2 separate regions of the Homo sapiens genome follow, and region 1 is linked to region 2. Evidence: read pairs that join two places in POLR2A ChIA-PET (ENCODE). Cell type or tissue: IMR-90. All regions are shown on one strand. Links, peaks and the distances in the headings refer to the core of each region. The heading gives the core; the rest is flanking DNA. Region 1 has its middle 30 kb from the start of NPEPPS. Region 2 overlaps KPNB1-DT (KPNB1 divergent transcript).

Region 1 (16,574 bases), core at 6,386-14,385, 130 kb before region 2:
GCACAGGAGTGGAATTTTCCAGGGAGCGCGCCCTCCGCCGAAATGTGAGCCGCGAGGACGCGCACGTGCTCGCGGGAGTGGGGGAGGGTGGAGTAAGGCGGGCGGAGTACGGCCGCGCGTGCGCAGGGAGACAATGTTGGGCGTAGGGTGGAACCAACTGTTGTCACGCGCCAGCGAGAGAGCGCTTGAACGCGAGCTGCGCCTGCGCCCGAGGCTTTCTGAAGGCCGGGAATGGGCATTGCTGTATGCTTGGCACATTGCCGTTTATTCCATTAGTTAAAAAAGGAAAAGGAGGCCGGGCGCGGTGGCTCACGCCTGTAATCCCAGCACTTTGGGAGGCCGAGACCGGTGGATCACCTGAAGTCAGGAGTTCGAGACCAGCCTGGCCAAAATGACGAAAATACAAAAATTAGCTGGGCGTGGTGGCACGCGCCTGTAGTCCCAGCTGCTTGTAAGGCTGAGGCAGGAGAATCGCTTGAACCCAGGAGGCAGAGGTTGCAGTGAGCCGAGATCGCGCCACTGACTCCAGCCAGAGCTAGACTCCGTCTAAAAAAAAAAAATTAGTCGTAGGGTGGAACGCACGGTTGTCATGCGCCAGCAAGAGAGCGCCGGGCTTGGTGGCAGGCGGCTGTAGTCTGAGCTACTTGGGAGGCTAAGGCAGGAGACTCCCTCGAACACAGGAGGCGGAGGCTGCAGTGATCCGAGATCCCGCCACTGCACTCCAGCCTCGGTGACAGAGAAAGACTTTGTCTCAAAAAAAAAAAAAGAGATTGACTACTATCTTCTACTATGTTTACTAAAGCAGAAGACACGTGAATTGACAAAAACATTTGTGATTTGTCATTTCGGAAAAGAGTCACAGAGCAATTACGTAATTTACTTAAGGTTAGATAGGTGATAACTGGCAGAACCGAGATTCGAATCTAAGCAGCCTAATTCCAGAACCCATGCAGGTAACTGCTACGTGCTGCTTCATGTTGAGTTGTTAAAGGATTCGTGATGTTGGGATCACCCTGGTAAATTCAGTAGCGTAAACGTTGCTGAAAGGCAGACACTTTCCACACTTAGCCGTTGGTTATTATTCTGCCAATTACAGCTTACAGAGTTCTTATCTACAATATTTTGCAATAAGTTAGGAGCTACAGGCTGTACATACAAGAAATTTCAGGCTGAAGTGGAATTGCTACAAAGGTCGAAGCAAAGTGCTGGGGACTATCAGAGGAACTGAAAGATTGCTTTTGGGTTTGGAGATCACGTGTTGTTGTTGTTGTTTTTGGAGACGGAGTCTCACTCTGTCACCCAGGCTGGAGTGCGGTGGCACAATCTCGGCTCACTGCAACCTCTGCCTCCCAGGTTCAAGCGATTCTCCTGCCTCAGCCTCCAGAGTAACTGGGATTACAGGTGCACGCTGCCATGCCCGGCTAATTTTTTCTAGTTTAGTAGAGACGAGGTTTCACCGTGTTGCCCAGGCTGGTCTCCAACTCCTGAGCTCCGGCAATCCGCCCACCTCGGCCTCCCAAAGTGCAAGGATTACAGGCGTTTTTTAAAGCTTGACTTCGCAGCTATATCGTACATTCTTCTGTGGTAAGTATTTCCCTACAAGTTCCAGCCACAGTATTGAACCTATAGCACGACACATTAATAGTGTCATGAAATTAGTGCTGTATGTATGTGTTGAAGAGTATGTGGGGTCGTGTGGGGTGGCTCACACTTGTAATCCCAGCACTTGGAGAGGCGGAAGTGGGTTAGATCCCTCGAGCCCAGGAGTTCGAGACCAGCCTGCCCAACATGGCAAAACCCTATCTCTACAAAAAATTAAAAAATTAGGCCAGGTGCGGTGGCTCACACCTGTAATCCCTGCACTTTGGGAGGCCGAGGCAGGCGAATCACGAGGTCAGGAGATTGAGACCATCCTGGCTAACATGGTGAAACCCCGTCTCTACTAAAAATACAAAAAAATTAGCCGGGCATGGTGGCAGACGCCTGTAGTCCCAGCTACTCCAGAGGCTGAGACAGGAGAATGGAGTGAACCTGGGAGGCGGAGCTTGCAGTGAGCCGAGATTGTGCCACTGAACTCCAGCCTGAGCGACAGAGCAAGACTCCGTCTCAAAAAAAAAAAAAAAAAAATAGCTGGGCATGGTGGCCCCAGCTACTGGGGAGGCTGAGGTGGGAGGATGGCTTCAGTCCAGGAGGCAGAGGTTGCAGTAAGCCAAGATCCCACCACTGCACTCCAGCCTGGGCAACAGAGCTATTCAGTGCCTATAGAAGCATAGGGAAACAAGAAAAAAGAAAAAAATAGAATATATGTTATTAAGCATTTAAATAAGCTATATCTGATTATTTAACAGACTCCTGTCCATCTACTCTAATCCCTACAAAATAAAACATGATTTTTTTTTTCTCTTGAGACAGTTTCACTCGTCAGCCAGGATGGAATGCAATAGCGCAATCTTGGCTCGCTGCAACCTCCATCTCTCGGGTTCAAGCGATTCTCCTGCCTCAGTCTCCCGAGTAGCTGGGATTACAGGTGCCTGCCACTATGCCTGGCTAATTTTTGTATTTTTAGTAGAGATAGGGTTTCACCACATCGCCAGGCTGATCTCTAATTCCTGACCTCAGGTGATCCATCTGCCTCGGCCTCCCAGAGTTCTGGGATTACAGGCGTGAGCCACCGCGCCTGGCCAAGATTATTGATTAATGCAGAACATTAATATAATTTATCTTAGATTACTTCCTCCACCATTGAGTTTTATGTTAGCCTCACACAGTAGCCAACACATCCCACATCATCTCTGCCCACCCTCTGATCAGTTTCTCAGTTAATACAAACTTGTTCCATATCAGCCTGGATGAAATAATGATAGGGGAGTCAATATCATTTAATTGCTTAGAGATGAGCTATAAGTGAGTTTTGTTGTTGTTTGATGAGCTACTGTTTTGGAAAATTCATATCTTCCTACCTCATCAGCTTCATGGAAAATTGGGAGCTAGCCAGGCACAGTGGCTCACGTGTGTAATCCTAGCACTTTGGGAGGCTGAGGCAGGCAGATCACCTGAGGTCAGGAGCTCAAGACCAGCCTGACCAACATGGAGAAACCCCGTCTCTACTAAAAATACAAAAAATTAGCCGGGCATGGTAGCGGACGCCTGTAATCCCAGCTCCTCGGAAGGCTGAAGCAGGAGAATTGCTTGAACCCGGGAGGTGGAGGTTGCGGTGAGCCGAGATCATGCCATTGCACTCTAGCCTGGGCAACAAGAGCAAAACTCAGTCCCCCCGCCCAAAAAAAAAAAAAAGAGAGAGAGAGAGAAGAAAATTGGGAGCTGTCTGCTAGAGAAGTAACACCAAAAGGATATTTCTTTTCTTTTTTTTTTTTTTTTTTTGAGATGAAGTTTCGCTTTGTTGCCCAGGCTGGCGTACAGTGGGACGATCTTGGCTCACTGCAACGTCGGCCTCCAGGTTCAAGTGATTCTCCTACCTCAGCCTCCGAAGTAGCTGGGATTACAGGTGCCCGCCACCAAGCCTGGCTAATTTTTTCTATTTTTAGTAAAGATGGGGTTTCACCGTGTTGGTCAGGCTGGTGTCGAACTCCTGACCTCAGGTGATCCACCTGCCTCGTCTTCCTAAAGTGCTGGGATTACAGGCATGAGCCACCATACCCAGCCAAAAAGGGTATTTCTTAATCCTACAATCTTCGTAGTTCACATTTCAGAAAAAGCAAGATAAAAAGATCTTGTCACGATGATGGGAGCAAGAGAAGAGAACTCATTGTGCAAGTAGAGGAAGGAATCGATTGTTAGGGGCTCAGTCTTGCAAAGAACACTCTTGCACATAGTAGACACTCCAATATTTATTTATACAATAAGCAGATGTGAAGAATTCCAGTTGAAATATGATGAGGCAGGCCGGGCGCGGTGGCTCATGCCTGTAATCCCAGCACTTTGGGTGGCCAAGGCGGGTGGATCACGAGGTCAGGAGATCGAGACCATCCTGGCTAACACGGAAACCCCATCTCTACTGAAAATACAAAAAATTAGCCGGGCGCGGTGGCAGGCGCCTGTAGTCCCAGCTACTAGGGAGGCTGAGGCAGGAGAATGGCATGAACCCAGGAGGCGGAGCTTGCAGTGAGCGGAGATCTGGCCACTGCGCTCCAGCCTGGGCGACAAAGCGACACTCCATCTCAAAAAAAAAAAAAAAGAAGGAAAGAAATATAATGAGGCAGAAGGAAAAGTTGATTTCCTGTTTTTCCCAGTGAAGTGGGTTACTGGAATCCCTTGTTGTCCTATTGAAATTTCTAAATGGAGCCCGAAGAGGGCTGGGTGTGGTGGCTCACGCCTCTAATCCCAGCACTTTTGGAGGCTGAGGCAGGCGGATTGCTTGAGGCCAGGAGTTCGAGACCAGCCTAGCCAACATGGTGAAACCCCATCTCTACTAAAATTACGAAAATTAGCTGGGCATGGTGGCATGAGCCTGTAGTCCCAGCTTCTTGGGAGGCTGAGGCATGAGAATCATTTGAACCTGGGAGGCAGAGGCTGCAGTGAGCCAAGATTGTGCCACTGCATTCCAGCCTGGGTGACAGAGTGAGACTCTGTCTCAAAAAATAAATAAATAAATGGAGACCAAAGAGAATGAGACTCTTCCTATGTAAGCAGTGGAGCACACACTTACATTTTTTCCCCTCCCAGTGGCAGATGACATCAGAGATGGAAACTTCAGAAATTCTGCGTAGTGACCTACTTTCTAGGAGAAGCACAGCTGATTTGAACCAGGAAAATTCTTCTGGAGATCTGGGAAGAACCCAATTCTAAACAATATGATACTAGAATTGAAGCAAGTACCAGGCTTGCCATGTATTTATATTGTACTTCCCTTCCCTAAAGTGAGACTATGGAGAGCAAAATAAGTGAATTGTCCAAAATAAGGTGCCGTAGAAGAAACAAGGATCCTGACTTTCTAAGAAATATTCTCAACTGAGCTTTAGTTAATTAGTTAGTTAGTTAGAGATGGAGTCTCGCTTTGGCACCCAGGCTGAGGTGCAGTGGTACCATCACAGCTCACTGCTGCCTTAAATTCCTGGGCTCAAGGGATCCTCTTGCTTCAGTCTCCCTAGTAGCTGGGACTACAAGAGCATGCCACCATATCCAGCTTTTTTTTTTTTTTTTTTGTAGAGACAAGGTCTTGCCATTTTGCCCAGGCTAGTCTCAAACTCCTGGGCTCAAGCAATCCTCCCCTCTCAGTATCCCAAAGTGTTGGGATTACAGGCGTGAGCCACCACGCTCGGCTTCAGCTGATCTTTAGCTAGCAATATTATTAGAGCTTGTTTGTCACTCGAGTTGACTGTATATGGCTTTCACATAGTGAAAGTGGTTAAGAATGCTATAGTGCCTGAGTTTACATCTTAGCTTCACCTTTTTTCCTCACCTATGGAAAGGGGGTTATTGGCCGGGCGCGGTGGCTCACGCCTGTAATCCCAGCACTTTGGGAGGCCAAGGCGGGCAGATCACGAGGTCAAGAGATTGAGACTATCCTGGACAACATGGTGAAACCCTGTCTCTACTAAAAAATACAAAAATTAGCTGGGCGTGGTGGTGCATGCCTGTAGCCCCAGCTACTCAGGAGGCTGAGGCAGGAGAATCGCTTGAACCTGGAAGTTGGAGGTTGCAGTGAGCTGAGATCGTGCCACTGCACTCCAGCCTGGGCGACAGAGCGAGACTCCGTCTCAAAAAAAAAAGAAAAAGTTGGGGGCTGGGCGCAGTGGCTCACACCTGTAATCCCAGCACTTTGGGAGGCTGAGGTGGGTGGGTCACGAGGTCAAGAGTTCAAGAACAGCCTGGCCAACATGGTGAAACCCCATCTCTACTAAGAATACAAAAATTAGCCAGCTGTGGTGGCATGTGCCTGTAGTCCCAGCTACTCGGGAGGTTGAGGCAGGAGAATCTCTTGAACCTAGGAGGCGGGGGTTGCAGTGAGCCGAGATCGCACCATTGCACTCCAGTCTGGGCGACCGAGCAAGACTCTGTATCAAAGGAAAAAAAAAAGTAAGAAAGGAAGGGGGTTATTAAGTAGAATTTAAGTAGAATCGTTATTAACTCATAAAGTGAATTCATATATGGTCCCACTCTGGTTAGTTATAATTACTGCTTCCAAGCCCCATCATAGCCCTGAAAGGGATATAAGGAGCCTAGCAGAAACCTGGAAAGTGTAACTGCTCTTTGTGCTGGACACAGATAACATCCCTGCCCCCAGAGTCCACCCCAGTGCAGCGTGCCTAAAGCAGGAGAGTTCCTGTTGGATGGATGAACAAGAAGTCCACAGGAAGCCCTGAGCGTTAGCTCTCTTCCCCTAGAGAGCAGTTCTCGCCTTTGCTGAAGCTAAGACCACTGAAATGCAGGTAGCTTCCAAGCCCAAAAGTCATTCCTTATTCCTGTGCTGAAGGTCTTTCTTCTCTTAGCTGCTGTTCTTTCCCATCTATCCTTCCACTCACCCCTGCTGCTGGGGACAAATCCTTTTCCTTTACCTCTTTCTGCTTGCTTGCCCTAGATTCCTTATTCTAAAGACAGGTTTCAGAAGAGATGTTGCTTGCTCACCTTGGCTGAGCCAGAAAAGAAGCCCATGCATCCCATTGCTCAAGCTAGGTCTAGAATTAATCCCTCACCTCTTCTTGCTCCACTTTCACCCCAGATGGCTAAATCAAGCAATAATCCTAAAAGGGAATTTCAGGCTATTTTCAACTCCCCACATCCCCCACCTCCCACACCACGTTTAGGGAGGAGAGAGCAAAGCCCTTGGATCAGAGTAATCTGTTTCTAACCCACTTCCATTCCCAGGGATTACCTCTCCAGGGGGAGGGAGACAGAAATAAACCTAACAATTTAGTGCTAGAAACTTGGGAAAGAAGCTCCAGGAGTGCCTTGGAGGGCTGTAGGCATGGGGTTCCAGTAGCCTGGGAACTTCTTCTCATATGCTGGAGTACCCTGTAAAAGGGTCCACAAACTTGAAAAGCAATGCCTAGTGTGGCAAGAATAGGCACTCTATAAATGTGCCTATTGGATGAAAGAATGAAAAATGTATGGATTGTGGGCAGATGAAGGCAGAAACAATTTCCTTGTTATACCTACAACCTTTATGTCCTTGTATGCACACCAATTTATGGCTAAAATCAGTCAACCACAAATAAGGAAGTGCGATAGAGTGGAAACACCTCTGGATTGGGAGACAGGAGATATGGATTCTAGTACCACCATTGCCGACATTGATTTGCTCTTTGGCCTTTGGCAAATCGCTTTGCCCAAAGTCACTTTGTTCTCTGATCACTAATTTTCTCCATTAAAAAAAAAAAAGTCTCAGCCGGGCACAGTGGCTCACACCTGTAATCCCAGCACTTTGGGAGGCCAAGGCGGGTGGATCACGAGGTCAGGAGTTTGAGACCAGCCTGGCAAAGATAGTGAAACCCCATCTCTACTAAAAATACAGCTGGGCGTGGTGGCATGTGCCTATAGTCCCAGCTACTCAGGAGGCTGAGGCAGGAGAATCACTTGAACCCGGCAGGTGGAGGTTGCAGTGAGCCGAGATCATGCCACTGCACTCCAACCTGGGCAACAGAGCGATACTCCGTCTCAAAAAAAGTCTCCCTCTAGAGCCCTAAAGGCCTCCAGTCCTGTGTTATGTATATTGAGCCCCTATTAATAATGTACAAAGGCCTAAGCTCATTTATATACTGACAGTGACTCATTTTGGGGGTCCCTTGTGAACCAAGTGCTTGGCACACATTTTCTCTAGTCTGTATTCCTTCCTCTACCCTGCATGACCCTGCTATACAAAAATCTACCTTCCGGGCAGGCACGGTGGCTCACGTCTGTAATTCCAGCACTTTGGGAGGCCGAGGCAGGTGGATTGCCTGAGCTCAGGAGTTCAAGACCAGCCTGGGCAACATGATGAAACCGTATCTCTACTAAAATACAAAAAATTAGCCGGGTATGGCGGCGTGCATCTGTAGTCCCAGCTATTTGAAAGGTTGAGGCAGGAGAATTGCTTGAACCTGGGAGGCGGAGGTTGCAGTGAGCCAAGATCGTGCCATTGCACTCCAGCCTGGGCAACAGAGCAAGACTCCATCTCAAAAAAAAAAAAACAACAAAAAAAGTCTATCTTCCAGCTGACCATTCTTTTGGGATGCTCTCCTGTGGCTGGGTGAAGGCTTCCTTCTCAGCTCTTTGGGATTGGAAACAGGGAAGCTGTGCGAATGCAGAAAACTTCCACTAGAGGGTACCAAGGCTGCACCGGATCTCAGACTGCAGGGAGGCCTGTGTAAACCCAATTCCTGGATGTTTAAATACCTATGTTGAGAGATTCAGGGATCTCCATTAATTCCTCACTACCAGTGGGAGGTGGGCGAGAGATAAAAAACTACATATTGGGTACAGTGTACACTACTTGAGTGACTGGTGTATTAAAATCGCAGACTTTACCACTATACAAATCATCCATGTAACCAAAACCACTTGTACCCCAAAAGCTATTGAAATAAAAAAAATTAATTTTAAAAAATTGCTCAGCCGGGTGCGGTGGCTCACGCCTGTAATCCCAGCACTTTGGGAGGCCAAGGCGGGCGGATCACGAGGTCAGGAGATTGAGACCATCCTGGCTAACGTGGTGAATCCCCGTCTCTACTAAAAATACAAAAACAAAAAATTAGCCGGGCGTGGTCGCGGGCGCCTGTAGTCCCAGCTACTCGGGAGGCTGAGGCGAGAGAATGGCGTGAACCCAGGAGGCGGAGCTTGCAGTGAGCCGAAATCGCGCTGCTGCACTCCAGCCTGGGCGACAGAGCGAGACTCCATCTCAAAAAAGGCTTTTTTTTTTTTTTGAGAACGGAGTTTCACTCTTGTTGCCCAGGCTAGTGTGCAATGGCTCGATCTCGGCTCACCGCAACCTCGGCCTCCCAGGTTCAAGCAATTCTCTTTCCTCAGCCTCCCGAGTAGCTGAGATTACAGGCATGCACCACTACGCCCGGCTAATTTTGTATTTTTAGTAGAGACGGGGTTTCCCCATGTTGAGTCTGGTCTCGAACTCCTGACCTCAGGTGATCCGCCTGCCTCAACCTCCCAAAGTTCTAGGATTACAGGTGTGAGCCACCGCGCCCGGCCCCTTGAAAAGCTTTTAAGAAGTCTCTACTATTTGGACATCATTTTGCTTTCTTCATTTTGATTACTTCAAATCAAAGAAAGCTTGGCATAATGAAATTCGTGGGGGCTCTGGCAACTGATGTAGATCTTGCTCCACTATTTCCAAACTTTATTAGCCAATTACTTAAGTCATCTGCATTTCAGTGCAAACCCATCTGTGGAATGGAGATAATTTCACAGATGGGTACACTGAAATGCAGAGAACTTACCTCATAGAGGAGTTGTGAACGTAAGTAAAATCATATATGGAAACAGGTAACTTGGTAGATTGTAGGTGCCTAAAACCGTTTTTGCACTGGCCTATTATAAACTGGGAATTGAGATGTTGAGGAGAGAAAGATGGATTTGCAGGCACTGAATACCTCCAAACAAGAGACGTGACCTTTTGTCATTTTGCTCTTAAGGCTTGCAGGTTTCCAGGCTAGCGCTGCAGGGCACACCCCAGCCTTATCCTTCAGCTGTGTTCTGTCATCTGCAACAGCCCAGCCATGTGGTTCTGCCCTTTTCCCATCCTGATTTCTCTGGAGGTGAGTTTAGTTTCTACTTCCTACTCGCCTCCTGGATGAAAAGTCTCATGTATGGTGTTTTGCCCTGTGCTTTCTGAAGTGTCACATCTCCACCTAGCTCTGCTCTGCCTTTTTCCTCTCATCTCTCCAACAGTCACTTCTGGGGTGGAATGTGCCATCTGTTTCTGAAACTGAGCAGAAGTTTGGGAAAGGGGGAGGGACAGCCATGTCCAGGGCTTGCGTGTCAGCAGACACGTTACAGCTGCTGCAGGGCAAACCAGGGTGAAACCACAAGCCAGAGGACCCAGGGCAGGCAGCCGTGAGGCCCGCCCCTCGGCTTCTCTCTCATCTGTCTCACCCAGAGGTTTCCTGGCAGGAGTGGGAGAGGTTGGTATCGAGTCCTTGAGCCCTGACTCATTCCCTGACCTAGTTGGGTGTTACCCAGTTATCTCCTAAATCTCTCTCCAGGGCCCTCTGTTAGCAACACAACAGTATCATCCTAGACAGAAGACGCAGGAGGAAAGCAGACTACCTATTTATCTCATTCCCTTCTGAGGGTCCCAACAACAACCAGGAGGTTTACAGGTTACATTGCTTATAAAATGACCAAAATCATCCCATAGAGCTACACTAAGAGATTGGCTACTTTCCAGATTTCTCTATAGAAACAATCATGCTTAACTTTCTCAAAAAAAAGAATAAAATCATTATTTTATTTTACTTGGGCAGGGGAAGGGACTGAAACACTGAACCAGGAAGTGACTGGTGATTATCACACAGTGAATCAGGGGCCTAACTAGGGACATAACTCAGGTTTCCTAACCCCACCCCAAATTCCATTCTTTCCCTCAGCTTAGTTACTTATGGACTACAGTAATGTCCTGGGCTTTCTGGACTTTACCAAAGTTCTTGTAATTGTCAAATTCCTGAGGGTTGGATAGGAAGCTGATTCTGTGATGCTTCTGGGCTTCACATGTATCTCTTTCACAGTTTGTCCTGTAGAAAACGTGAGATATATATTTGTTGCCTCCTGGACGGGTTGCCAAAAACACTTTAGATGTTATTCTTAGATTCAAAGAAGACCAATGTGATCCTAAGGTTAGATCTCAGAGACAGAATATTCCATTTTTAAATCATTTGTTGCTGTTCAAGATCCTCATATCTTTATGAGTCACTGTACCAGTAGATGCTGAAAATTATTTTCTTACCCTCCCTTTATTCAGAGGTCCCCATCTGGGCTGGGTGTGGTGGCTCGCACCTGTAATCCCAGGGCTTTGGGAGGCTAAGGCAGGTGGATTGCTTGAGGCCAGGAGTTCGAGACCGGCCTGGCCAAAATGGTGAAACCCTGTCTTTACTAAAAATACAAAAATTAGCCAGGCATGGTGGCAAACGCCTGTAATTCCAGCTACTCGGGAAGCTGAAGCATGAGAATCACTTGAATTTGGGAGTTGGAGGTTGCAGTAAACCGAGATTGTGCCACTGCACTCTGTGTAACAGAGACTCTGTCTCAAAAAAAAGATCCCAGTCTCAGCTGGGCACGGTGGCTCACGCCTATGATCCCAGCACTTTGGGAGTCTGAGGCGGGCAGATCACCTAAGGTCGGGAGTTTGAGACCAGCCTGACCAACATGGTGAAACCCAGTCTCTACTAAAAGTACAAAAATTAGCCGTGTTTGGTGGCCGGCACCTGTAATCCCAGCTACACGGGAGGCTGAGGCAGGTGAATTGCTTGAAGATGAGAGGCAGAGGTTGCAGTGAGCCGAGATCGCGCCACCGCACTCCAGCCTGGGCGACAGAGCGAGACTCCATCTCAAAAAAAAAAAAAAAAGGTCCCAGTCTCTCCTTAACTAGGGTCATGCTTCTAAAGACATTAGCTGGTTTCCAAGAAAGCAGATTTTAGCTTTATCTGTTGGCAGAGAAAACAGAGTCATTGCACACAGGCCAGAACATTCTTTCTGCCAGAGCTCCCCATCTGGAAGAAAAGAGAAAGAGTTTCAGAGTTTCCATAAGGGCTGCCTAAAGGGGAGGAAGAGAGAGGGAGCCATAGGGAGGGAAGAAGAACGTTACAGGGCTGCAATCCCAAGCCTAATAGTCTGAAAAGAAAATCAGATACTGCAGGCCTGAAAACCTGGGTCAGCATTGCCACACCTCTCCCCTCTACCTAACCCTTAGTCGGGATTTCTTTTGTTCTTCACTCTTTGATTTTTCACATGTACGTATCTATCCTACCTGTCTCACCTCAAAATTTTCTTTCCATTATTTGTTCTTTATGTAGCTCCCCTCCAAATTTGTGCTCTCCCTATAGATGATTAATAGAGGTTTGAGGTTCCAAGACTAGGTCTTTTTTGGGGTTTTTTTGAGATGGACTTTCGCTCCGTCACCCAGGCTGGAGTGCAGTGGCGTGATCTTGGCTCACTGCAACCTCCGCCTCCTGGGTTCATGCAATTCTCCTGCCTCAGCCTCCCGAGTAGCTGGGATTACAGACGCATTACCATGCCCAGCTAATTTTTGTATTTTTAATAGAGGTAATTGTATATTTTTAATAGACGCGGGGTTTCAGCATGTTGGTCAGGCTGCTCTCAAACTCCTGACCTCAAGTGATCCACCCACCTTGGCCTCCCATAGTGCTGGGATTACAGGTGTGAACCGCCGCACCCAGCCCCAAGACTACTTCTAATACTTTTTGTTTTGTTTTGTTTTAGAGAGATTCTTGCTATATTTCCCAGGCTGGTCTCATATTCCTGGCGTTCAAAAGATCTTCCTACCTCAGCCTCCTGAGTAGCTGGAACTACAGGTACTCACCACCGTGCCCAGCTCCCAGCTACCTAATTTTTTTTTGTTTTTTTTGAGACAGGGTCTTGCTCTGTTTCCCAGGCTGAAGTGCAGTGGCACAATCATAGCACCGTCTCACTGCAGCCTTGACTTCGAGCTCAAGCAATTCTCCTGCCTCATCCTCCCAAGTAGCTGGAACCCCAGGCACATGCCACCATGCCCAGCTAATCTTTTATTATTTGTAGAGGCAGGGTCTCACCAGGTTGTCCAGGCAGGCCCAACTACTTTTTAATACTTCTCAGAAAAATAGGATCATAGAGTTAGAAGGAACTTTCTCATAACCTGTGATTCTCAGAAGGAGTTTGGTGGGTCCAAGGAGCCCCTGAAATTGAATGTCAATTTTAGTACACGTATGCATCTTTCTGGCAAGAAGGCCCATAGCTTCCATTGGGTTCTCAAAGGGTTCCATGATCATACCTTCCATTCAAATCCCTGCTGTGGACCATACAGTTCAGTGTTTTTCAGAATAAGGCTGGGAACCCAAGTTAATTTTGGAATCTAGGTCATGACTTACATTTAAAAAAATGAATATAGAATAGAAAATATCATCGTGCATCACACATAGTAAAGACATTAATTTTTTATTAACTAATAATATTTGATTCAAAATTTTTATTTATAACTTTTTGATGTTACATATATATAAAATCAAAATATCGAACCTCATTCATTTAATGAATTTTTCGTTGAGTATTTGCCATGTAGCAGATATTGCTGAAATCACTGGGGAATATAAAAATGAAAGAGAAATGTTTCTGGTCCACAAGCAGCTTATATTTGGTAGGAAAGAGAAAAATACACCAAAAATAACAAAAGAACCATAACAGCCACTACAGAAGTAAGCACAAGGTACAAGGTGGTGCAGAGGACAGCATGAAAGACCGTTTTGAGAATTCAGGTGGGGCCACACTGGAGTTGAGTCACACTTAAAATGAGCAGGAATTTGCAGGGAGAAATAAAATTCTAGCCAAGGGGCTGGGCATGGTGGCTTGCGCCTGTAATCCCAGCACTTTGGGGGGCCGAGGTGGGCGGATCACGAGGTCAAGAGATCAAGACCACCCTGGCCAACATGTGAAACCTCATCTCTACTAAAAATAGAAAAGTTAGCAGGGCATGGTGGTGTGTGCCTGTAATCCCGGCTACTTGGGAGGCTGAGGCAGGAGAATTGCTTGAACCCGGGAGGCGGAGGTTGCAGTGAGCAGAGATTGTGCCATTGCACTCCAGCCTGAGCAACAGGGTGAGACTCTGTCTCAAAAAATAAATAAATTAATTAATTAAATAAATAAAAATAAAAATCTGGCCAGGTGCGGTGGCTTACTCCTGTAATCCCAGCACTTTGGGAAGCCAAGGTGGGCGGATCATGGGGTCAAGAGATCGAGACCATCCTGGCCAACATGGTGAAACCTCGTCTCTACTAAAAATACAAAAATTAGTGGGGCGTGGTGGCATGCACCTGTAGTCCCAGCTACTCACGAGGCTAAGGCAGGAGCATCTCTTGAACCCGGGAGGCAGAGGTTGCAGGGAGCCGAGATCGCGCCACTGCACTCCAGCCTAGCGACACAGCGAGATTCCGTCTCAAAAAAAATAAAAAACATATAAAAATAAATAAATAAATATTCTAGGCAAAGGGATTGACATGCATGAAGACACGGCAGTGTAAAACAACTTGGGAACTTGGGATGGCCAGGGTGCCCTAAGTGGTCTGGTATGTTGTCCCTGTACTGTGGGGTCCAGTTGGCCGGGGTGCAAATGCAGGCTGGATCATGGAGAGTCTCCCACTGAATGCGGAATATTTTAAATATCCCCAACACACTGTCACCCAGCTCTGCCTGGGCTCTCTCAGACAAAGAACCTAGATCTTTGTAAGGTACTTAATTCTGTTTCTGAGCATCCGATTGTGACAAATTCCTTCCTATATTGATGTAACATTTGCTTCCCTCTTTCACCCAGTGATTCTGGTTTGCCCTCTGCAGCATTAAAAAATAAGTCTACATCCTCTTCTATTAGGTTGAACCAAATGAAATTGCTATTTTTATAGATCAAAACAGTTGAACATTGACAGTTTTATATTGTCAGCCTTATTATACCTGTTTGAGGACATTAGTCTTCTCTTCCCCATCAATAATATCTCCAAACTCCATCAAATTCTTTCTCACCTGGTAAAGTTATGAGATCTTTTTCAAATATGATCTCATATTTAGGCATATTCTAGTTCCTCAATATTTTTCTTTCTTTTTAATGTTTGATTTTTGTTTGTTTGTTTTGAGATAGGGAGTCTCACTCTGTCGCCCAGGCTGGAGTGCACTGGTGCAATCTCGGCTCACTGCAACCTCTGCCTCCTGGATTCAAGTGATTCTCCTGCTTCAGCCTCTCGAATAGCTGGGATTACAGGCGCCAGACCCAGCTAATTTTTGTACTTTTAGTAGAGACGGGTTTCAGCACACTGGTCAGGCTGGTCTCGAACTCCTGACCCCAAGCGATCCACCCGCCTTAACCTCCCAAAGTACTGGGATTACAGGTGTGAGCCACCACACCTGGCCTGTTTTTTTTTTTAGATGGTGTCTCGTTATGTCACCCAGCCTGGAGTGGCGCAATCTCGGCTTACTGCAATCTCCGCTTTTTGGGTTCAAGCGATTCTTGTGCCTCAGCCTCTCGAGTAGCTCGGATTACAGGTGTGTGCCACCGTGCCCAGCTAAATTTTGTAGTTTTAGTAGAGATGGGGTTTCGCCATGTTGGCTAGGCTGGTCTCCAACTCCTGACCTCAGGTGATCCGCCCACCTCAACCTCTCAAAGTGCTGGGATTATAGGCGTGAGCCACCACACTCAGCCCTCAATATCTTTCTTAATATGGGACAGTCAGAACCAGTCAGTTTAAAATGCAGGGAGACTATTCTCTCTCTGGATCTGACAGTGTGTCTTTTCATGAAACTCTGACTGCATTGGGTTTCGTGAGACCTGAACCTTTTTCACACAAGATACTGTCACACCAGTCCTACTCCTACCTGTGCAATTAATTTTTTTTTTTTTTTTAGTAGAGATGGGGTTTCTCCATGTTGGTCAGGCTGGTCTCGAACTCCCGACCTCAAGTGTGCCCACCTCGGCCTCCCAAAGTGCTGGGATTACAGGCGTGAGCCACCATGCCCAGCCCATTTAGTTTTTTTTTTTTTTTTAAATCAACTGCGCCGGGCGCAGTAACTCACATCTGTAATCCCAGCACTTTGGGAGGCCGAGGTGGGCAGATCACCTGAGGTTGGGAGTTTGAGACCCGCCTGACCAACATGGTGAAACCTGGTCTCTACTAAAAATACAAAAAGCAGCTGGGTGTGGTGGCGCCCGCCTGTAATCCCAGCTACTTAGGAGGCTGAGGCAGGAGAATCGCTTGAACCCAGGAGGTGGAGGTTGCAGTGAGCTGAGATCGTGCCACTGCATTCCAGCCTGGGCGACAGAGCAAGACTCTGTCTCAAAAAAAAAAAAAAAGAAAAGAAAAGAAAAAGAAATACAAACCTCAGCCAGGTACAGTGGTTTACATCTGTAATCCCACTACTTTGAGAGGCCGAGGCAGGTGTATCACCTGAGGTCCGGAGTTCAAGACCAGCCTGGCCAACATGGGGGAAACCCCATCTCTACTAAAAACACAAAAATTAGGCCAGGTGTGGTGGCTCACGCTTGTAATCCCAGCACTTTGGAAGGCCGAGGTGGGTGGATCACCTGAAGTCAGGAGTTCAAGACCAGCCTGGCCAACATGGCAAAACCCTGTCTCCACTGAAAAAAATACAAAAATTAGCTAGGCATGGTGGCAGGTGCCTGTAATCCCAGCTACTCGGGAAGGCTGAGGCAGGAGAATCGCTTCAACCCCAGAGGTGAGGTTGCAGTGAGCCAAGATCACACCACTGCACTTCAGCCTGGGCGACAGAGCAACAGTCCATCTCGGAAAAAAAAAAAAAAAAAAAAGAGCTGGGCACGGTGGCTCACGTCTGTAATTTCAGCACTTTGGGACACCAAGGTGGGCTGATCCCAAGGTCAATAGGTAGAGACCATCCTGGCCAACATGGTGAAACCC
Region 2 (11,379 bases), core at 1-8,000:
CAAAAAACAAAGTTACATTTTTACTAATCTTGTAACAAATTGCTGATCACCTAAGAACATTTTATCACTAACCCCTATTCATTTAAAATTTTATTTTTCATGAATGTAATACATGTCGTATTCATTTTCCAAAAATTGAAGGAAAAAAAAGTGACTCTCTTCTTACAAACTCCTCTACGTTTTTATACTCTATGCATTTTGAATATTTTTAGTAATGAAGATAGGCTGTGCCTCCTTCACTTGTCTGACCACGTAACCAGTGCCACGTGTTTTCAGTCTTTGCTGTATGAAACTAAATGTGCCATGCTCAGAGCTGCCACCCGTGTCCTAAGTCACGAAGCTAATCACCAAAGACTACTTGTGAACAAAGTAACAGCTGGCAAATGCATACCTTGAGAAGTGTTTCTTCCTTGTTTAGAGTCACTGGTTCATGAATGTTTTCCAGCCTGACTTCCTGATGTTAAATGCCAGTTTTGTGGACTGCACACATTTGAAGAACGTGACTTTAAGTTCCTGGTTCAATTAGTTTAAGTGGCTCATGTAATGAATTCACTCAATGTACTTCCCTCACTGGAGATGTGAACTGCACTATATTTGGAACTAACACTTGCAATCCTATACACTGTTGCCTGGGTGTTGAGCTACAAATTTTGGTTAATATCACCATTAACTAGATTCAGGAAGTTATATGATGATGAATTTCACAAAGATTTTGGTGAAGAGAGATGTGACTGGTTTGAAAAAAAGGGGGGTGAGGGTATTCTTCTCATAGGTTCCCAATGTGCAGGGACTTCAGCTTGCTGACACTGTTGAATGAGGCCATGCGTTCCTCCCACTGGGGCTTGCTTACCTGCTGACACCTGCCACGCCAGCCTGAGCAACTGTGTTGCCCTGACTCCTAGGCTTACCCCTGTTAACTTGGTGACTACACCTCACTGCTTCCAACAAATAAAACAAATGTGCCATCCATCCAGAAATGCCCCAAGTGTGCACTAAACCCAGGAAAGACCTGAGATAGGAATAATCTAGGTAGCTTTAAATGTTCCTGTTCTCTAGGATCCAAACTTAGCCATCCCCACTAAGATGCTGGGCAAACGTTCTCATTGGTACATAAGCATCACAGAAGGCTGGTGAGAAGGGGACCAGCCTTTTCTAGTCATTATCAAATAATACAGCAGCACTGTGCTCCAGCCTCACAGGCTGCTATCTGATGGGACGGGTGTGCATTTTGGCCACTGATCAAAAGACCTTGGTTATCACAAGAACCTTATCAGAAAAGCCCCACAGCATTAAACCTGAGTGCAGTATTCAAGGCAAGGTTCTGATGGATTTGTTCAATGGCTATGGGATTCAGATGGCAGACACTACATAGTTGCAAAAGCTTTTACTGCAGAAGGAAATGCCTATTATACTAGATATTGAGGCTACAGTATCAAATAAGGTAGACTTGGTCTCTGCCCTAATGGAGCTTACAATCTAGCAGCGACAAGAGATATCGAATGAGTAATTTTAAGTGTGCCAACTCTGGAGTGGGAAGTTTAGTGTGCTATACCAGACAGTTCAAAGTAGCCTGAAGGTTCAGGAAAGTCTCCCTGGAGAAATGTTAAACTGAAACATGAAAGATGAGTAGTTGCCAGGCAAAGAGGAGAGAAAAAGTGTTATTAGCAGAAGAAACAGCATGTGCAACGGGCCTGTAGTTAGAAGGAAGCAGACCTATTTAAGAAAGCAAAAGAGGGCTGGGCGCGGTGGCTCACGCCTGTAATCCCAGCACTTTGGGAGGCCGAGTCAGGCAGATCACCTGAGGTCAGGAGTTCGAGACCAGCCTGGCCAACATGGTGAACCCCCGTCTTTACTAAAAATACAAAAAAATTAGACAGGCATGGTGGCGGGCGCCTGTAATCCCAGCTACTCGGGAGGCTGAGGCAGGAGAATCCCTTGTACCTGGGAGATGGAGGTTGCAGTGAGCCGAGGCAGTGCTATTGCACTCCAGCCTGGACAACAAGAGCAAAACTCTGTCTCAAAAAAAAAAGCAAAAGAAATCCAAGATGGGCTGGGTGCAGTAGCTCATACCTGTGATCCCAGCGCTTTGTGAGGCTGAGGTGGGAGGATCGCTTAAGCTCAGGAGTTCAAGACCAACCTAGGTAACATAGTGAGACCCAGTATCTACTTAAAAAAAAAAATTAGCTAGGCGTGGTGGCATGCGCCCATAGTCCCAACTACTTGGGAGACTGAGGTGGGAGGATCGCATGAGCCCAGGAAGTTCAGGTACATGAGATGTGGTCCAGCCACTGCACTCCTCCCTGGGTGACTGAGCAAGACCCTGTCTCAAAAAAAAAAAAAAGAGGATACTCGGCCGAGCACAGTGACTCATACCTGTAATCCCAGCACTTTGGGAGGCCGAGGCGAGCAGATCACCAGGTCAACAGATCGAGACCATCCTAGCCAACATGGTGAAACCCTGTCTCTACTAAAAATATAAAAATTAGCTCAGCATGGTGGTGCACGCCTGTAGTCCCAGCTACTTGGGAGGCTGAGACAGGAGAATTGCTTGAACCCAGGAGGCAGAGGTTGCAGTGAGCTGAGATCGCAGCACTGCACTCCAGCCTGGCGACAGAGTGAGACTCCATTTAAAAAAATAAAATAAAATAAGTCTTATTAGCAGAAGAAACAGCATGGTGCAGTGGCTCACGCCTGTAATCTCAGCACTTTAGGAAGCCAAGGCAGACAGATCACCCAAGGTCAGGAGTTTTGAGACTAGCCTGGCCAAAATGGCAAAACCCCGTCTCTACTAAAAATACAAAAAAATTAGCCAGGCGTGGTGGTGCACATCTGTAATTCCAGCTACTTGAGAGGCTGAAGCACAAGAATCGCTTGAATCCGGGAGGTGGAGGTTGCAGTGAGCCAAGATAGTACAAGAGCGAGACTCTGTCTCAAAAAAAAAAAAAAAAAAAAAAAAAAAAGATACTGGGGAAAAAAAAAGAAACCCAGGAGAACAGAAAGCTCTTGGGAAAGTGGTACAAGAGGGGTCTGGAGAAACAGACTAGAGCCAGGCTGGCAAGAACTTGGGCCTTGTTAAAGATTCAGAACTCGGCCAGGCATGGTGGCTCACATCTGTAATCCCAGCACTTAGGGAGGCAACGGTGGAAGGATCACTTGAGCCCAGGAGTTCAGGACCAGCCTAGGAAACATAGTGTGACTCAATTCTCCAAAAAAAGTAAAAATATTCAGGACTCTAACTAAGGAACAATGGGAGAACATCACATTCCTCACCTGTAAAGTGGGAATAATAACAACAGTTATCTCATAGTTATCAGGGAGCAAAATGAGAATAATACAAATAAAAGGTCTTTTTAAGTTATAAAGCATTATAGGAATACTACTAAGATTATATTATTAGTAATAAGAAGTTGTGCTGCTTTCTTAATAGAACCCAAGAGTTCAAATCTCCTCATAATGGGAATATGAAATACCCTCTAAAACCCTGACCTGCTCCAGGGAACTGATGGAAAGGTCATAAGTTTATTTCAGTTGAAACTTCCAGTGTGAGACTTATGAAGCCTGGGGGTGAATGCAGCTCTTTGGAACAGGATCACACCATTTATGGCAATGTGGATTTCTCAGCTCTACACCAACTCCCTGACACCGCTTTCAGAAAAGATCATTCTGCCTCCTTCTCAAACCCACCAGAGCAGAATCACCAAAGCATTCTTGCCTCTTGATTTTTTTCTTTTTTTTTTGAGACAGAGTCTCACTCTGTCGCACAGGCTGGAGTGCAGTGGTGCGATCTCAGCTCATTGCAACCTCCGCCTTCTGGGTTCAAGCAATTCTCCTGCCTCAGCCTCCCGAGTAGCTGTGACTACGTGCGCATGCCCCCTTGCCTGGCTTATTTTTTCTATTTTTAGTAGAGACGGGGTTTCACTGTGTTAGGATGGTCTCGATCTCCTGACCTTGTGATCCGCCTGCCTCGGCCTCCCAAAGTGCTGGGATTACAGGCGTGAGCCACTGCGTCCGGCCACCTCTTGATTTCTTATAGCCAAAGCTCAAGCCCAGCATCTTTTTTTTTCTTTCTTTTTTTTTTTTTTTCTGACAGTCTCACTCTATCGCCCAGACTGGAGTGCAGTGGTGCGATCTCCGCTCACCGCAACCTCCGCCTCCTGGGTTCAAGCAATTCTTTTGCCTCAGCCTCCTGAGTAGCTGGGACTACAGGCATGCGCCACCATATCCAGCTAATTTTTGTATTTTTAGTAGAGACGGAGTTTCACCATGTTAGCCAGGCTGGTCCTAGCTCAGCTTTTATAGCAGCTGCCATCATTCCAGAAATGTTACACTCTGAGCTGTTCATGGCAAAATCATCATCCCAATTGGTGCCTGCTTTATTACACTTTAGGAGAAATTCCACCTATTTCCAAATATGTGATACTTTATTCTTGCAATGGTTCCGAGTAGTAGGCACAACAAGTAGTCAAATTTCACAGAATGGATGAGAAACCTGGAGTTTACCTCTCCAGACCAGCCCTGACATGTCACCATGGAGAAACATAAGGGCTCATTTTGGGCCATTTCCTCTCTGCCTGCAAAATATGAAACATTACCCAAGTATAGGAGGGCAGAGCTTCTGCCCAGATAGGCATGTGATTTACCATTACCACAACCCTCTTGCTAACTGTGAGTAGAACAAACTAAACACAGTTCTTCCCCAGAGAGGTCACTGACTACTCTAAATGTTCTATAGTACTATACCCCAGAGGTTGCAAACTTGCATTTTTTTTCTTGACCTACACAATGCTTTCAAAGTCTTTTTGAAATTTTATTTACTTATTTATTTTATTTTCTCATGTGGCCAGTGGGTGGGAAGACCAAAAACCCTCAATCTGCTTGAAAATTTCCATTCCAGCTTTAAAAAATCGAGGTATTTTAAATAAAAATCCAGATTACCAGCTTTTCTTGAAAAATCACCATCCAGCACAGCAGCTCATGCCTGTAATCCCAGCATTTTGGGAGGTCAAGGCGGGATGATTCCTTGCTTGAGCCCAGGAGTTCGAGACCAATCTGGGCAACATAGCACAACCTTGTCTCTACAGATAATTTAAAAATTACCCACAGGGTTGGCTGGGCGCGGTGGCTCAGCCTGTAATCCCAGCAATGGGGAGGTGGAGGTGGGTGGATCATCTGAGGTCAGGAGTTTAAGGCCAGCCTGGCCAACATGGTGAAACTCTGTCTCCACTAAAAATACAAAAAATTAGCCAGGAGTGGTAGCGCGCACCTGTAGTCCCAGCTACTTGGGAGGCTGAGGCAGGAGAACTGCTTGAACCCAGGAGGTGGAGGTTGCAGTGAGCCGAGATCATGCCACTGCACTCCAGCCTGGGTGACATAGTGAGAGACTGTTTCAAAAAAAATTAGGCGGGCATGGTGATGTGTGTCTGTGGTACCAGCTACTCAGGCGGCTGAGCTGGTTACATAGCATTCAGTCACTTACACAGCACTGCCACATCCTTGTGATCTGCACTGTGGTTGATGTTTTTATTATCATCTCTTCCACCCTCCCATTTTTCAGAAAAGGACCTGAGTTCCAGAGAGTGCTTTACCCAAGGTCACACAAGTCATCACTGGAAACTCTGTCAAAACCCAGCTGTTCTGAATACTCAGTGATGCATTTACTTTATTTTTTTGAGACAGAGTTTTGCTCTTGTCACCCAGGCTGGAGTGCAACGGCACAACCTCGGCTCACTGCAACCTCCGCCTCCCGGGTTCAAGCGATTCTCCTGTCTCAGCCTCCCAAATAGCTGGGATTACAGGCGCCCACCACCACATCTGGCTCATTTTTGTATTTTTAGTAGAGACGGGGTTTCACCATGTTGGCCTGGCTGTTCTGGAACTCCGCCCGAGACAGGGTCTCTCTTTTTTTTTTTTGAGATGGAGCCTAGCTCTGTCACCCAGGCTGGAATGTGGTGGTGAGATCTCAGCTCACTGCAGCCTCTGCCTCCCAGGTTCAAGAGATTCTCTTGCCTCAGCCTCCTGAGTAGCTGGGACTACGGGCGTGTACCACCATGCCCAGCTAATTTTTGTATTTTTAGTAGAGACAGGGTTTCACCATCTTGGCCAGGCTGGTCTCAAACTCCTGGCCTCAAAGGATCTGCCCACCTCAGCCTCCCAAAATGCTGGGATTACAGGCGTGAGCCACTGCGCCTGGCTTTTTTTTTTTTTTGGAGACAGGGTCTCCCACTGTCATGTAGGCTGGAGTGCAGTGGCACAATACTCACTGCAGCCTCTACCTCTTGGGCTTAACTGATCCTCCCACCTCAGCCTCTGAAGTATCTGGGACTAGAGGTATGAGTCATCATGCCCAGACTAATATTTTAATTCAAACATTTATTAACTTAATGCTTTAATTTACTAATTGAATTTCATTAATTCAATTCCTAGTTAACCAAAAGAAACCCAGGATAGCTGGAACAAAGAGGACTCATGCTGGCTGGAGTGCAGGCAGGACGGCTGGAAAGTAGCCATCTTGGACCATAAAGAGGAAAGCCCATGTTATGCTGGGCTTGGTGGAAATCGACACACTTTGTTTATGCCTCTGGATATATTATTCACCGCTGGGCAATTTAGCCTACTATGATTATGTTTTGTTTCTTTGTTAGTTAAAAAAAATTTCATGGAGTCAATTATACCTAAAAACAAAATTGGGATTTATTTGCTTAGTTTTCTATGTTCCAATCATGAATTTATTCTCCATCATTCACTAAAAGTGTAGATTTTTCCTGTATTCATTTCATCTTATTTCTTGGGTACCTCCCTCCTGGAGGCTTTTGTCCTCTGGCTCCAGCCTTACTGATTGCTCCCTAGGCCTGCTGCCAGGCCAGCTATCACCCTAGGATTTCCCTTCATTATCATCTTGGAGACTTTCTTATTTCTCACCTATACTGGAATATCCTGTTGCCTGGATCACGTCTTCCTGTTTCTTGGTTTATTCTCTTATTCTGGTGCACCACATCCTCCAGTAGTTTCCTGAGAAAGGGTACATGGATAGGAAATAAGATTTCACGTATCTGAAAATATGCTTTATTTTTTATTTTTTTGAGACAGGGTCTCACTCTGTTGCCCATGCTGGAGTGCAGTGGCATGATCATGGCTCACTGCAGCCTCTATCTCCCTGGGCTCAGGTGATCCTCCATGTGCAGCTTCCAAGCAGCTGGGACTCCAAGCACAAACCTTTTTTTTTCTTTTTGTAGAGATAGGGTTTCACCATGTTGCCCAAGCTGCTCTTGAACTCCTGAGGCTCAAGTGATCCATTAGCCTCAGCTTGCCAAAGGCTTGGGATTACAGGCATGAGCCACTATACTTGGCCCTGAAAATATGCTTACTCTACTGAATTCACAATTTAAATAATTTATAAAATTATATATCATAAATCATTGGAAAACATTCCTACATTATCCTTCAGCATGGCTAATAAGAAACATGATGCCATTCTCATCGCTGTTCCTTTGAATGTGACCTGCTTTTTCTATGTTTTAGGATCCTCTATTAACACATTGATCAGAAACTGCATGATAATATGTCTGAATGAACATTTTCATCCATTACATTGTATACTCAGTGGGCCTTTCATTTTGGAAATCTAGGCCATTCAGATCTGAGATGACTTCTTGAATTTTTCCTTTGATGATTGCTTTCTCTCCATTTCTCTATGTTCCATATCATTATAACGCTTCTTTTTTTTTTTGAGACAGAGCCTCACTCTGTCACCCAGGCTGGAGTGTACTGACGCAATCTCGGCTCACTGTGACCTCCGCCTCGGGGGTTCAAGCAATCCTCCTTCCTCAGCTTCCCGAGTAGCTGGGATTACAGGCATGCGCCACCATGCCCGGCTAATTCTTGTATTTTTAGTAGAGATGGGGCTTCACCATGTTGGTCAGGCTGGTATCGAACTCCTGACCTTGTGATCTGCCCACCTCGGCCTCTCAAAGTGCTGGGATTACAGGTGTGAGCCACCATACCCGGCCCTCTGTAATGCTTCTTAATTGAGTATTAGTCTTACTGGGCCACCTTTAGTTTTTAAAAAATTTTTCTGGCTTTTAGGGTTTTTTAAAAAGCTATTTTCTCAATTTTATCTTCCAACTCATTGATTAAAGTTAATGGTTATCATATTTTTTAGATGTTTTATTCTCCAATGTTCTTTTTTAAAAAAAAACCTGTTCTTATTTCATTGATACAACATTGTTATATCTCTGAGAATATGTATCCTCTGTTTAAAGTTTAGATTTTGTTTTGTCCTGTTCTAGGCATCATAGTTGGGATTACAGGCACACACCACCACCCCCAGCTAATTTTTGTATTTTCAATAGATATGGGGTTTCGCCATGTTGTCCAGGCTGGTCTTGAACTCCTTACCTCAGATGATCCACCCCACTTGGACTTCCAAAATGCTGGGATTATAGGTGTGAGCCACTGCACCCGGCCTAGATCAATTTTTTTTTTAATGGGCAAAATATTTAAACAGGTATTTCACAAAATAAGATATATGATGGTCAGTAGACTGGTAAAAAATGTTCGACATCATTGGCCGGGCGCGGTGGCTCAAGCCTGTAATCCCAGCACTTTGGGAGGCCGAGGCGGGCAGATCATGAGGTCAGGAGATCAAGACCATCCTGGCTAACACAGTGAAACCCTGCATCTACTAAAAATACAAAAAATTAGCCGGGCGTGGTGGTGGGCACCTGTAGTCCCAGCTACTAGGGAGGCTGAGGCAGGAGAATGGCGTGAACCCGGGAGGCGGAGCTTGCAGTGAGCCGAGATCATGCCACCGTACTCCAGCCTGGGTGACAGAGTGAGACTCCATCTAAAAAAAAAAAAAAAAATGTTCAACATCATTAGGTCATCATAGAAATGCAAATTTAAACCATAATGAAATACTATGACTAGAATGGCTAAAATTAAAAAGACTGACAATATCAAGTGTTTATGAAAATGTGGAGCAACTAAAACTCTCAAACATCTGTGGTAGAAATGTACAGTAATACAGCAACTTTGGAAAAGAGTTAGGCAGTTTCTTATAAATATATGCGCACCATATGACCTAGCATTTCCACTCCTAGGTGGAAATAAGATAAAAGCACATGTCCAAGCTGGGCACGGTGGCTCATGCCTGTAATCCCAGCACTCTGGGAGGCTGAGGCAGGTGGATCACTTGAGGTCAGGAGTTCAAGACCAGCTGGGCTAACATGGTGAAACCCCGTCTCTGCAAAAAAATACAAAAAAAATTAGCTAGGCATGGTGGCACATGCCTGTAATCCCAACTACTCGGGAGGCTGAGGTTGCAGTGAGCCGAGATCACCCTATTGCACTCCAGCCTGGATGACAGAGTGAGACTTTGTCTCAAAACAAACAAACAAACAGATGTCCACACAAAGACTTACACAAAAACGTTCAAAACAGCATTAATTCATAGTAGCCCCAGACATAATCCAAATGTCCATAAACAGGAGAATGACTAAGCCAATTCTGGCAAATTCCTACATCAGAATATTACTCAGCAAGAAAAAGGAACAAACTATTGATACATGGAACAACTGGATGAATCTCACACTAAGCAAACGACAACAGACACAAAAATAGTACATGTTTTATGATTCTATTTATACAAAAGTCTAAAAAAAGACAAATCTGGCCAGGCGTGGTGGCTCATGTCTGTAATTCCGGCACTTTGGGGAGGCTGAGACAGAAGGATCACTTCAGTCCAGGGTTTGAAACCAGCCTGGGCAATATAGCAAAACCCTGTCTCTACAAAAAACACAAAAATTAGCCGGGTATGGTGGCACATTCCTATAGTTTCAGCTACTCAGGAGGCTGAGGTGGGAGGACTGCTTGACCCAGGAAATGGAGGTTGCAGTGAGTCGAGACTGCATCACTGCACTCCAGCCTGGGTGACAGAGTGAGACCCTGCCTCAAAAAAAAAAAAAAAAGAGACAAATCCAATCTATGATGACAGAGGACAGATTGGTGGTTGCCTGGAGATGGAGGTGGAGGAGGAGAGTCGTTTGGAAGTGACACAAGAACTTTTGGTGGTGATAGAAATGTTCACTATCTTGATTGTGATGGTGATCAGATTAGCATAGAAACCTAAAACCTGCATTTTAAAAAATATATTATACCACAATAAAGGCAATTTAAAAATACACACAATGAGATAACACTATACATCCACCCACTAGAATGTCTAAAACTAAAAAGACAAGACTGACTGGGTGCATTGGCTCACACCTGTATTCCCAGCACCTTGGGAGGCCAAGGTGAGAGGATCACTTGAGCCCAGGAGTTCAAGATCAGCCTGAGCAACACAGTGAGACCCTGTCTCTACAAAAAATAAAATTAGCCAGGAGTGGTGGCATGCACCAGTGGTCCCAGTTACTTGGGGTGTTGAGGTGAGAAGATTGGCTGGGCAGGTTGAGGCTGTAGGTCACTGCACTCCAGGCTGGGCAACACAGCAAAATCCTGTCTCAAACCACTTTGGAAAACAGGTTAGCAGCTCCTTATATAAAAATATAAGCTTAACATATGACCCAGCAACTCTACTCCTAGCTATTTTTCCAAGAAAATTCAAACTTGTCCATCCAATGACTGGCACATAAATATTTATGACAAGTTTATTTATAGTAATCCCAAATGGAAGCAACCCAAATGTCCATCACCAGATGAATGAATAAATGTGTGGTACATCCATGCAATGGAAAACGATGAAAAGGGATGAACTACTGCTATGCATAACAATGTGCTTCATTTCAAAAACACACGGAGCAAAAGAAGCACCAAAGAGTACATATGGCACGATTTTACTTACATAAAATTCTAGAGAACACAAAATAAAATAATGTCCACAAGTAGACTGTGGCTGTAGGATGTAGGAGGTTGATTGCAAAGGAGTGTAAGTCATGGTGCTGGTAAATTGGTTCCCAAAAAAAGAAAGAAAGAAAAAGCCTGGATTTGTGGTACTTACTGTTTTCTGTGGTGTAAATACTCCCACCATGACCAACTTTGAGCTACTAATACGATGTTACTAATGTAGATTTGGGAAGAGATGTACATATTTGGCTCTCCTGAGCTGGTACTAGCTAGCTCCAGCACATTACCACAGAAAGGAACAAAGGTGATCCGATGGTCAGTATCTTGACTGTGGTAGTGGTAGCACAGGTTTATACATCTGTCAAAACTTACCAAACTGTACTCTTAAAATTGGTGCACTTTCTGCATGTAAATTATATTTCAAAAACAGTTATGTTTCAAATAAATATCAGCAACAACCCATATGCCCAATAACAAGGGACTGGTTACATTAGTTTATTGTTTATCCTCTTGATAGACTAGGATGCAGCCATTCAA

The links. Peaks named below come from ENCODE experiments on the same cell type or tissue, not always from the same donor. Only the 100,000 strongest peaks of a DNase experiment are listed, where the experiment ranks them.
Region 1: POLR2A ChIA-PET joins it to region 2 with 13 read pairs; 15 of 35 experiments call an interaction of 5 or more read pairs at or near these places.

The regions. Positions count from the first base shown.
Region 1 is chr17:47,492,541-47,509,114 of GRCh38, forward strand. It overlaps the pseudogene MRPL45P2. Among named protein-coding and RNA genes, the nearest start is that of NPEPPS, 30 kb to the right of the region's middle. RefSeq lists enhancers at 9-524, 9,478-10,677. In IMR-90, for the core only: a CTCF peak has its summit at 8,279 (motif pointing right); a DNase peak (open chromatin) is centred at 9,882; H3K27ac peaks cover 735 bases.
Region 2 is chr17:47,629,594-47,640,972 of GRCh38, forward strand. It overlaps KPNB1-DT (KPNB1 divergent transcript), which reads right to left. Exons shown (of 4, transcript NR_171700.1): 2 at 6,919-7,008. Among named protein-coding and RNA genes, the nearest start is that of KPNB1-DT, 14 kb to the right of the region's middle. In IMR-90, for the core only: no CTCF peak of the experiment used is centred there; no DNase peak of the experiment used is centred there.